3 separate regions of the Homo sapiens genome follow, and all the other regions are linked to region 2. A link is a contact called in ENCODE Hi-C or POLR2A ChIA-PET data. All regions are on one chromosome and are shown on one strand. The core of a region is the stretch at or near the end of the contact, and the rest is flanking DNA. Distances in the headings are between cores, read along the strand shown. Region 1 holds the start of NFKBID (NFKB inhibitor delta). Region 2 holds the start of CATSPERG (catsper channel auxiliary subunit gamma). Region 3 holds the start of RAB4B (RAB4B, member RAS oncogene family).

Region 1 (3,437 bases), core at 900-3,399, 2.4 Mb before region 2:
GTGTCCCAAAGTTCTGAGAGCTGCGATGTCTGAGTCCCTTAGGGAAGGGGGATGGGGAGGCCGGGAGCTGAGAGAACTTACCAGTCACAGCCTCATTCACAGATGGGGTCAGGGGCTGCTCTGGGGGAGGGAGAAATTGTCCCTGTAGAGACAAAAGCAAAAAGGAACCCAGGTGACTTTATCTGGCAGATTCCTCCGGGTCTGTCTCGGATCTATAAGACATTTCGGTCAGGACCACCCCTCTCATCAGCCCCGAGGGCCCGGCAAGCCGCTGAGTCCCTACGGGACAGCACGGGGCCTCCGGAGAGCTGTGGCTCCCTGGCCTCACCTGCACCCCGCCAGCGTCGGGCTGCTGCTGCTGGCGGCGCCTCTGCTCTTCCAGAAGCTTCTTCACGGTTTGCGTTGGGCAGTGGCTGCGCTCACCCCTGCTCACTGTGCGGGAGAGGAGAGGGGGAAGTCATCAAGGGTCCTTAAGTCACCTAAATGCCGCGGGGGTGGCGCGCGGGGAGTGGGTTTGGGCACCCTCCTCGCCCTCCCGCGCGGAAAAACTGGCACATAGATGCCGCCTGACTCCTCCAAAGCCATTAGAAGATTTGGGGTGGGGCATCCGCCTCCGCCGTTTCCTTCCTTTTGCTCCGCACTTTCCCTCTGACCCAACTTTCCACCACCGTCGCGGAAAGTGAGGAAGGGGGAGGAGGGCACCCCTCTGCAGCAACCACCCCACTTCCGTAAAAAAATTCCACCCCCAGATATCCAAGTTTTGAAGTCAGCGGGTTGGTGGGGGGCCGGCGCCAGGCGTCACTCCCTAGACTCACATCCAGGTTCCCAACATTTTTTTCCCTAGAACCTGACCCGGAAATCAGGAGTCCCCAGCGCCCCTCCTCGAGAAGTCAAAGGCCTCACCCCGGGCCGGGAGCGGTGGCTCACGCCTGTAATCCCAACACTTTGAGAGGCCAAGGGGGGCGGATCACCTGAGGTCAGGTGGCCAACATGGTGAAACCCCGTCTCTACTAAAAATATAAAAATTAGCCGGGCGTGGTGGCAGGCGGCTGTATATCCCAGGTGAGGCAGGGGAAACACTTGAACCCGGGAGGCGGAGGTTGAGGTTGCAGTAAGCGGAGATCGCGCTACTGCACTCCAGCCTGGGCGACAGAGAGAGACTCCATTAAAAAAAAAAAAAAAAAAAAAAAAAGGCCCATCCATACAGTCTCTTTTTCAGGCCCCAGGAATCTGGACCCTCAGTTCCTTCCTCTCTAGGACCTGGGAGCCCCAGTTCCCAAACTCCTTCCCACGACTCAGAAAGACAGAACCCTCACCCTTCCGAGCCTGGGTTCCGGCGGAGGAAGGGTTAAGTGGGGATTGCGCGGGGCGGGGGCGGGAGGAGGTGGCTCGGAAACAGCCCCGACGCGGCGCGCTGACGCCACGGCGCTCACGCAAGGGAATCTTCCATCCTCCCCTTCCCCCCAAGTCCTGTGCCCCAGGTGTCCTGCTCCGAGGCGGGGCGCGCGGCCGATCGTGGCGCTCGTGGAATCCCCGCGCAAGGGGAATTCCTGCTCAGCCCCGCACGGGTGGCCATCCGGAAATCCCAGGGCGGGGCAGAGGCAGGGTCACCGCCAGCGTAGACCCTGAGGCCAGGCTCCGGACCCTTCCCCACCGAGACCCACGCCGATTTTAAGCAACCACGCCCCCCCCCCCCCCCCCCGCACTCAGCCTAGTCCCTGCTTCTAGGGGTAGGAGTCTCGGTTGCCAGCAACCCCTAGCACCTCCAAGGACCCAGAGATCCAGCCTCCCAAGCCTCCCAGCCCTTGCACCCTCGGGGCCCTGCGATCCTGGATCCCCAGGCCCCTGCACCCCCAGGACCCAGAAGTCTGGGATCCCAGCCGCCCCTCTGTCACGATCCACGATCCCCTCCTCCTCCAAACACCTAGGGCCCTCACTCTCGGGATAAAGGACTGACGCTTCAGCTCCGTCCCTCAGGGCCTCGGGAGTCTTTCGATCCTCAGTCCCTCACTCTCTTAGGGGGCCGAACGCGTCCTGCCCGCGCCCATTACCTCGGGGATTCCGTGGCGTGGATTGCGGGCCCCCAGGGCCGCGGCCTCGGCGCTGCGCCAGCCTCGCTGTTTCCCCCGCGGAGCCGCCGCCGGGTCCCCGATCTTGGGTCCGGTACCCGCGAGTTTTTAAACTAGGGGTTATGGCACCGCCCAGTCCTGGGCAGGGCCCGCCCACAGGCCTGGGAGTCCCCGGGTCGCGCTCCGGCGAACGCAGTCCCTGAATGGGCGCGGCGGACTTGGGAGGCGGACTACTCAGTCCCCCCGGGAAGGAGGGAGCTGGGGTCCAGATCTTTGCTCTGAAGGAGCCTAGGGCACCGGGCTCCAAGAGGAGGGAGAAACCGGGGGGCCTGGATTTCTTTTCTTTTCTTTTTCTTTTTTTTCTTTTCTTTTTTTTTTTTTTTTTTTTTTGTTGTTGTTTTTGAGAAGGAGTCTCTGTCGCCCAGGCTGGAGTGCAATGGTGCGATCTCTGCAAACTCCGCCTCCTGAATTAAAGCGATTCTCCTGCCTCAGCCTCCCGAGTAGCTGACACTACAGGTGCTGGACACCATGCCTGGCTAATTTTTGTATTTTTAGGAGAGATGGGGTTTCACCGTGTTGGCCAGGCTGGTCTCGAACTCCTGGCCTCAGGTGACCCGCCTGCCTTGGCCTCCCAAAGTGCTGGGATTACAGGCTTGAGCCATGGTGCCTGGCTGGGGCCTGGATTTCTGGGTCTGTGTCTAAGGGGGTGCTGGAGGCTTTGTCTCCTGGGTCCTGCCCATGGGGGTAGGGGTAGGAGTGGGGATGGAGATGGGGTGGGGGCAGGGAGAATATTACTGGGTCCAGAGGGAGGCAGGACTGGGGGTCTAGACTCCCAGAGGAAGGGTCTGTGGGTAAGGGTATAGGGTGTGGCTCAATTTCTCCCTCTCCCCTACATCACCCTTTTTAGAGGTCTGGTTTCATTTACTCATTCATCATTTAAAATAATTTATTGCAGCAGAGGAGGCATTTTGCTGTGTATTGTGAACTAAGCAGGCAGGAATTCCCAGCCCTGGAGCTGGCATTCCAGTGGGAGGCCACTCTCAGTTTCACTTGGTGACCTTTCACAGCACTGACCATGTTGGCCCTATTTCTCCCCTGCTTGCTTGCTTTTCTATTTTATTTTATTATTACATTTTTATTGTTAGAGAGAGGGTCTCATTCTGTCGCCCAGGCTGGAGTGCAGTGGCAAAGTGGTGAGATCTCGGCTCACTGCAACCTCCACTTGCCTCAGTCTCCCAAGTAGCTGGGATTACAGGAGCCTGACACCATGCCCGGGTAATTTTTGTATTTTTGTAGAGACGGGGTTTCACCATATTGGCTTGAACTCCTGATCTCAGGTGATCCCCCCACCTTGGCCTCCCAAAGTGC
Region 2 (3,715 bases), core at 336-2,835:
AGGAGGCTGAGATGGGAGGCTCACATGAGGCCTGAAATTCAAGGCTAACCTGAGATAGGGTGTTGCTCTTTTGCCCAGGCTGAAATGCAGTGGTGTGATCACAGCTCACTGCATTTCCGTGTATTTCAGAGCTCACTGCAGCCTCAAACTCCTGGGCTCAAGTGGTCTTCCTGCCTCAACCTCCCAGGTAGCTGGGGTCACAGGGATGGACCACCACACTGGGCTAATTTAAAAAAATTGTTAGCAACAGGGTCTTACCATATTGCCCAGGCTGGCCTCAAGCGATCCTCCTACCTCAGCCTCCCAAAGTACTGGGATTACAGGTGTGCAGCACCACATCTGGCTTAATTTTTTTTTTTTTTTTTGAGACAGGGTCTCATTCTGTCGCCCAGGCTGGAGTGCAGTGGAGGGATCTCGGCTCACTGCAACCTCCGCCTCCTGGGTTCAAGCAACTCCTGCCTCAGCCTCCCGAGTAGCTGGGATTACAGGTGCCCGCCGCCATGCCCGGCTAATTGTTGTATTTTTTGGTAGAGACAAGGTTTTATCATGTTGGCCAGGCTGGTATCCAACTTCAGACCTCAAGTGATCCGCCTGCCTCAGCTTTCCAAAGTGCTGGGATTATAGGCATGAGCCACTATGCCCAGCCAGAGACTCCATCTTTAAAACAAAAACAAAAACTCAGGGTGTGGTACCCACCAACCTGGCTTACCCAGCCTTTTAGGTGAGTCTAATGCATGCTCAAATTTGAAAACCACTGGGTTAAACGTCTGGTCTGGAGTTCATCAAAAAGTCATGGCCTGAATCCTTACCTGTAAGGCATCAGAATGCAAATGAAAATTAACTTAATGAATATTTTACTTGAGCCGGGCACACTTCCCACAACAGTATAGGATGGCTGTCCTTGTCCTGTTTTGTAGAGGACGGTGCTAAGCAGCCTATTCATTCTCACAAGGTCTCCAGGAAACCACACTTTTTTAAGGAGTAGAATTTTGGGGTAGGGCCGGGCGCAGTGGCTCACGCCTGTAATCCCAGCACTTTGGGAGGCCGAGGCGGGTGGTTCGCCTGAGGTCAGGAGTCGAGACCAGCCTGGCCAACATGATGAAACCCCGTTTCTACTAAAAATACAAAAAATAAATTAGCCAGGCGTGGTGGCGGGAGCCTATAATCCCAGCTACTCGGGAGGCTGAGGCAGGAGAATCGCTTGAATCCGGGGCAGGGGCGCGGAGGTTTCAGTGAGCCGAAATCGCGCCACTTCACACTCCAGCCTGGGAGAAAGAGCGAAACTCCGTCTCAAAAAAATATATATATATATATATTTGGGTAGGAAGCACAAGTAGGGACCGTGCTTGCTGCCAGAACAACCAATAGAAACTCCTTGAAGGCCTTCCTGGCACAAACGTAGTCTCCAGCACCCTCTGCCGACCAGGCCCCGCGCCCTCAGTGCTGAGACAGCCTCCAGCCCTCGGTGCCTTAGGGGTTGCGCGTCACCTTGGAGACCGCGTGAGAGGAGGGCGTGCCTCTGCAAAGGCGGAAGTCGGCTGTGGAAGTGTGGGCGGCCATTTTGAGACCGGGCAAGAGGGGCGGGACTGGTGCGGCCGAGTGACAGTTGACCGGTTTTAACCAAGTGACTGGTACCACGGGGCCGGGGAAAAAGCTGTGCCATCCAGGGGCGGGGGGATGCCGGGGACGGGGAGGAACTAGGAAGGGGAGGGGAAGGGGAAGGCGAGAAGGGGAGAGGCAGGGGAAAGAGGGGAAGAGTCGTGGGAGCTGGGAGAGGAGGGAAAGAGGGGAAGAGTCGTGGGAGCTGGCAGAGGAGGGAAAGGGGGAGCCGAACGTGAAGGGCGAAGGGCGGGGCGGGGCAGGAGAGTCGGGGTATAGAGCAGGCAGGTGTTAATGGCATGGGAAGGAAGAGTAAGAAGTGGGGCAAGAAGGTGTCGCGGTACGAGGGGAAGGTGAGACTCAAGAAGGTGCCGGCTAAGAAGCTGGTGCCGGCGTGGAAGGAGAAGGTGTGGGGCGAGGAAACAACGAAGGGCGAGGAAAGATCCCGAGGCGAAGAGACAGTTTTCATCGAGAAGGGGCAGGGCGAGGAGGAGGGGCGTTACCAGAGGGCGGGACGGGGCGACGGGCCCGCGCGGGAAGAACCAATCGCCGAGAACCCGGGGAAGGAACGGGTCCATAAAGACCAAGTGGAGGAGTAGGGGCGCGGTCAGGAGCGGAAGCAGAGTGAGGAGCAAGCCCCGGGCGAGAAACGGGGGCCCGGCCGGGAGCAAGAGCAGGGGCGGGGCCGGGAGCAAGAGCAGGGGCGGGGCCCGGAGACGGGCGAGACCAGGTACAGTACCCAGCCCCTGGGCAGACCCCGAGCGAGGAGAAAGCGGCGATACCAAGAGAAGTGCGAGGGTGGGGCAAGAGGTTGGGGCACAGCCGGGTGGAAGTACACGGGTGCGATCGCAGGCAGAAGCAGTACGGGGGAACTTAAGAGGGGGACTGTCAAAGCGAGAAATAGAAACCAAGACCAGGTGAAGAGCAAGAGTGGAATACAGGGAGGGGGCGGAATAAGGAGCAAGGTGAGGATAAAGTTAAAGGAAGAGACGTGGAGGCGGCGGGGCGGAACGAGGCGGAGGAGCAGGGGTGTGGCCAGAAACATTAGTAGGGCTGGGGCCCGGAGCAATAGCAGAGGTGCGATACCCACGAGGGTCGGGGGCAGGGCCAGGAGCAAGAGCAGGGGCGGGACCAGGAGCAAGTGCAGAGGCGGAGCCAGGAACAAGAGCAGAGGCGGGGCTAAAAGTCCGTGCGGGGGCAGGGCCAGGAGCAAGAGCAGGGGCGGGACCAAGAGCAAGTGCAGGGGCGGGGCCAGGAGCAAGAGCCGGGGCGTGGCCAGGAGCAAGTGCTGTGAGAGGCGCAGAAGCGAGGTGGAATCTTAAAAGTGGGCTCCAGAGAGCTGTCCGGCGCGTGGGTGTTGACTCCTGCGTTCTCCAGGTTCTAGCCACGTTATGTGCGGCCCAGCCATGTTCCCTGCCGGTCCTCCGTGGCCCAGAGTCCGAGTCGTGCAGGTGCTGTGGGCCCTGCTGGCAGTGCTCCTGGCGTCGTGGAGGCTGTGGGCGATCAAGGATTTCCAGGAATGCACCTGGCAGGTTGTCCTGAACGAGTTTAAGAGGGTAGGCGAGAGTGGTGTGAGCGACAGCTTCTTTGAGCAAGAGCCCGTGGACACAGTGAGCAGCTTGTTTCACATGCTGGTGGACTCACCCATCGACCCGAGCGAGGTGAGGGGACCAGGGTCAAGTGAACCAGAGGGATTTTGAACCCGCACTCCACTCATTTCTGGACGTGTGGCCTAACCTCTCTTTGCAGAAATACCTGGGCTTCCCTTACTACCTGAAGATCAACTACTCCTGCGAGGAAAAGGTGAGTGGGTGCAGCACGGATAGGCTCATTCTATGAGCCTTGGTTTTCCCACCTCTAACATTTTTATTTATTTATTTATTTTATTTTTTTGAGACGGAGTCTTGCGCTGTTGCCCAGACTGGAGTGCAGTGGCGCGATCTCGGCTCACTGCAACCTCCGCCTCCCGTGTTCAAGCGATGCTCCTGCCTCGGCCTCCCAAGTAGCTGGAACTACAGGCATGTGACACCACGCCCGGCTAATTTTTGTATTTGGTAGAGACAGGGTTTCACCACGTTGCCCAGGCTGGTCTCAAACTCCTGACCTCATGTGATCC
Region 3 (3,710 bases), core at 751-3,250, 2.4 Mb after region 2:
GAACTCCTGACCTCATGATCTGCCCGCCTTGGCCTCCCGGAGTGCTGGGATTACAGGTGTGAGCCACTGCCCCCCAGCCTATTTTCACTTTATTTACCAATTTTAGGACCTGATATGGTCCCACGTTCTGTTCTAGACACCAAGATACAACAACAAATGATCCTTTTTATTCTAATGGAGGGAAATGAACAAAAAGCAAGGCATAAAAAATAGCAGCAGCCGGGCACAGTAGCTCACACCTGTAATCCCAAGTAAGGCCAAGTTGGGAGGATAGCTTGAGCCCAGGAGTTCGAGACCAGCCTGGGCAACATAGCAAGACCCCCATCTCTATAAAAAAAAATTTAAAATTAACTGGGCTTCATGGCATGTGTCTGTGGTCCCGGCTACTCGGGAGGCTGAGGTGGGAGGATTGCTTGATCCCAGAAGTTGAGGCTGCAGTGAGCCGTGATCATGCTACTGCACCTCAACCTGGGCGACACAATGAGACCCTGTTTCCAAAATAATAATAATAATAAAAGCAAATATGCGCTGCTGTGAGAATTAACAGAGACTTACTTGGGTGTTCAGAAAGGGCCTCTGAACAGGTGGCATTTAAGCTGAGATTCATATGACAAGGATGGAGCAGTTATGTGGAGATCAGGGAGAAGGGAGAATGCAAAGGCCTTCAGCAGGCACAAGCTTGCCATCTTCCCAGACCCTAGCTTTTAACTCCTCTTCCCCAGGTTCAGGGAGATTACTATGGAGATCTGGCTGCTCGCCTGGGCTATTTCCCCAGTAGCATTGTCCGAGAGGACCAGACCCTGAAACCTGGCAAAGTCGATGTGAAGACAGACGTGAGTGTCATGGGGGCTGGCAAGAAATGTGGGGGGAGGACCCTTAGGTTGTGGGGATGGGCAAAAATGCTCCCACACTTGGCTCCCTGGCAGCCTAGGTATGTGCGCTGGGAGAAATTCTTTCCCTGCCTCAATTTTCTCACCAGTAAAATGGGTCCAGTTGGGAGGTGCAAAGATTAGAGGGCTCTAGGCTAATTTGCATAGCACTTGTGTGGCCAGACCTGGGCCCTGCAGCTGCAGCCTTTGCTAAAACCACTAGATCCTTTGTGGTGTGACCGCTGGTTTTCTTTCCACTGTTTCCCCTTTCTCTTTTTCAGAAATGGGATTTCTACTGCCAGTGAGCTCAGCCTACCGCTGGCCCTGCCGTTTCCCCTCCTTGGCTTTATGCAAATACAATCAGCCCAGTGCAAACGGCTCGTCTCCGTGGTCTTTGGGGTGGGGTAGGGTAGGGTGGGGACTGTACAAATGAAATGTTTCTCTAGGTTGCTGAATCTAACCAATTAACCCGCTGCCTGTGGTAACGTCAGTGGTTGCTAGGCAGAGTTTCACTGATGAAAGCCCTGTGCAGTAGGAGCGCTCCTAAGCTTAGGTTTCGGACACAAGCAAAGGAAAACCTAAGCAGCCCAACTAGGGGATTGTAGTGTCCTCTCTAGACCAGTGGGAGGGAGCCAATCGGACTACGCGGAGGATATAAATCGCACAGTAAAGGTTTTCTTGGAAGATTATCTGGAAAGGGAGGTGGGAAGTAACCTGCGCCTATCTGCCCAGTTTTCCTCCTTTTCGCCTTTGAGAACAGTAATCGCTCCCGCCAGCTCAAGATCAGCTCCTCTTCCAGCCTCTTTCTGTCAATCCTGCCCGTGCCCCCTTCTTTGCATTTGTATCCCCTCCCCCAAGTCCGCTCCGATCCAATCCGGAGACTCGACTCTGCCCCCCGTACTCCAGACTAAATCCGTTCCTCGGCTCAGCTAAGCAGCTCTGCACGTCCCTTCCCACTTGCTCAGCCAATCGCTGGGCTCGGCCCCGCCCCTTTGGGCTTGGTCCTTCTCACGCCACCAATCCGCGCCTCTTGTCCCGCCCCCTGCCCGCGAGTCCGCCAATCCCGCCCTTCGGAAAGCGTCGCCTGGTATCCAGCTGCCGGAGCGGGTCGCGCCGGAGGGGGGCGGAGGCGGAAGTGGCGGTGCCGGGCCCGGGGAGTAGGAAGGAGCCGGGGCTGTAGCCGGAGTGGAGCGGCTGCCAGCCGAGGAGCAGGCGCGGCCGCGGCGCCATATTGCGGCCCTCAGCGGCCGCGACCGAGTCATGGCTGAGACCTACGGTGAGGGTGGTGGACGAAGCTGGGGTCCTGGGTCTGGGCCCAGGGAGGATGCGGCCTGTGGGAATGGGCGGGGCTTTGTAGATCAGGGGGCGGGGTCTGGTGTGATGGAGGCAGGACCTAAGTGGATGCTGGGAGGGGTTTAGTGGGTCTGAGGCTGAGCTTAATCGATTTAGGTGGAGCCTGAGGGTCTGGTGCGTGGGTTAAATAGATCTGGGGCGGGATTTGAGGGAGCTGGTCCTGAGGGGTTCAGGGAGGCCCTGAGGGAAGAGGTGGGCCTTAATGGATCTGGGCGGAGCCTGAGTGAAGGGGCGGGGCTGACTGCATGAATGGCAGGAGTCGGGCTTATGGGCTAGAGGGAACACTGAATGGAAGCTCGGGACCCTGGGGCTGATCTGGCTGGAGAGAGCTCTGGAATGGGTTTGGGGATGGGCTGTCCTTGAGTTAGGGGCAGGACTTAGTGGCAAAGGGTGGGACTTATGCATGAGAATGGAGCCGGGTTCTGGGCAGAGGGAGGGAAGGAGAGGTCGGGAAGTGGAAAATCAGTAGGGATGCACCATAGGAGGTGGTGATTGGAGGCAGGGGAAGTGCAGGTTTAGGAGTCAGAGGGAGCCGCATTCACTCAACAAATATAGAAGAGAAGGGAGAAGAGTGCAAAGACCCTGAGGTGAGAACCAGCTTGTCATTTTCAGGGAATAGACTGAAGGTCAGGAGCTATAGTGGAGTGAATGAGTCAGAGGGTGGTAGGAGGTGAAGAGGAACAAGGGCTATATCGTAGTCCTTGTTTAAATAGCTTTCAAGAGACTTTAGCGACAAAATAGCTAAGATCTGGGACTCTGGAGCCCTTGGCCTAGGTTTGAATCTCACTTCTGCCCAGCTGTGTCACTTTGGGCAAGTCAGTTAACCTTTCTGGCCTGTTACCTCATCCGGAAAATGGGAATAATTTTTAGTCTACCTCCCTCATAGAGTTTTCCTGAGGATGATGTGAGCTGTTGATGTGAGTAAAGACCTTTAGAACTGTTCCTGGCCCACAACAACACACAATTGACCCATGTAACAAACCTGCACATGTGGGCTGGGCGCGGTGGCTCATGCCTGTAATCCCAGCACTTTGGGAGGCTGAGGCAGGCGGATCACCTGAGGTCGGGAGTTTGAGACCAGCCTGACCAACATGGAGAAACCCCGTCTCTACTAAAAATACAGAATTAGCTGAGTGTGGTGGCGCATGCCTGTAATCCCAGCTACTCGGGAGGCTGAGGCAGGAGAATTGCTTGAACCTGGGAGGTGGAGGTTGCGGTGAGCCGAGATCGCGCCATTGCACTCCAGCCTGGGCAACGAAAAGTGAAACTCTGTCTCAAAAAAACAAAAACAACGACAAAAAAACCCCTGCACATGTACTCCCTGAATCTAAAATAAAAGTTGAAAAAAAATATATAGAATGTGCCTGGCACATGGCAAGTACTACATAAGAGTTATCTGTTACTGTTACCTATTGGTTTGTTTCTGCCTATGTCTGTTTCTCTCCCTCTAACTGTGATGGTTAGAGAGAGAGATTGGATTGGAATCCA

The links. A loop is a pair of places that touch in the nucleus more often than their neighbours do. ChIA-PET counts read pairs that join two places held with the same protein, here RNA polymerase II (POLR2A). Pooled maps may share reads with other maps.
Region 1: a loop to region 2 is called in a map with no recorded cell type, with 29 times the contacts of the local background. The contact joins the promoter of NFKBID here to the promoter of CATSPERG in region 2. A Hi-C loop is called at or near these places in 2 of 37 single-sample maps with no recorded cell type and 7 of 50 pooled maps.
Region 3: a loop to region 2 is called in a pooled map, with 20 times the contacts of the local background. The contact joins the promoter of RAB4B here to the promoter of CATSPERG in region 2. A Hi-C loop is called at or near these places in 1 of 37 single-sample maps with no recorded cell type and 6 of 50 pooled maps. POLR2A ChIA-PET finds 5 or more read pairs at or near these places in 1 of 52 experiments (activated CD4-positive, alpha-beta T cell).

Annotation. Positions count from the first base shown.
Region 1 is chr19:35,898,391-35,901,827 of GRCh38, forward strand. It overlaps NFKBID (NFKB inhibitor delta), which reads right to left and starts at 2,150. Exons shown (of 12, transcript NM_139239.5): 1 at 2,052-2,150; 2 at 329-432; 3 at 82-142. The coding sequence starts at 2,112. RefSeq lists enhancers at 1-437, 438-1,009, 1,022-1,578, 1,424-1,673, 1,579-2,134 and a silencer at 2,034-2,183.
Region 2 is chr19:38,334,245-38,337,959 of GRCh38, forward strand. CATSPERG (catsper channel auxiliary subunit gamma) reads left to right here and starts at 1,586. Exons shown (of 29, transcript NM_021185.5): 1 at 1,586-1,631; 2 at 2,977-3,260; 3 at 3,349-3,402. The coding sequence starts at 2,991. RefSeq lists enhancers at 1,325-1,619, 1,424-1,633 and silencers at 1,754-1,833, 2,204-2,373.
Region 3 is chr19:40,776,247-40,779,956 of GRCh38, forward strand. RAB4B (RAB4B, member RAS oncogene family) reads left to right here and starts at 2,001. Exons shown (of 8, transcript NM_016154.5): 1 at 2,001-2,145. The coding sequence starts at 2,130. MIA (MIA SH3 domain containing) reads left to right here. Exons shown (of 4, transcript NM_006533.4): 3 at 723-833; 4 at 1,151-1,244. The coding sequence ends at 1,174. MIA-RAB4B (MIA-RAB4B readthrough (NMD candidate)) reads left to right here. Exons shown (of 10, transcript NR_037775.1): 3 at 723-833. It overlaps RAB4B-EGLN2 (RAB4B-EGLN2 readthrough (NMD candidate)), which reads left to right and starts at 1,973. Exons shown (of 12, transcript NR_037791.1): 1 at 1,973-2,145. RefSeq lists silencers at 1,135-1,264, 1,815-2,054 and enhancers at 2,115-2,184, 3,072-3,603.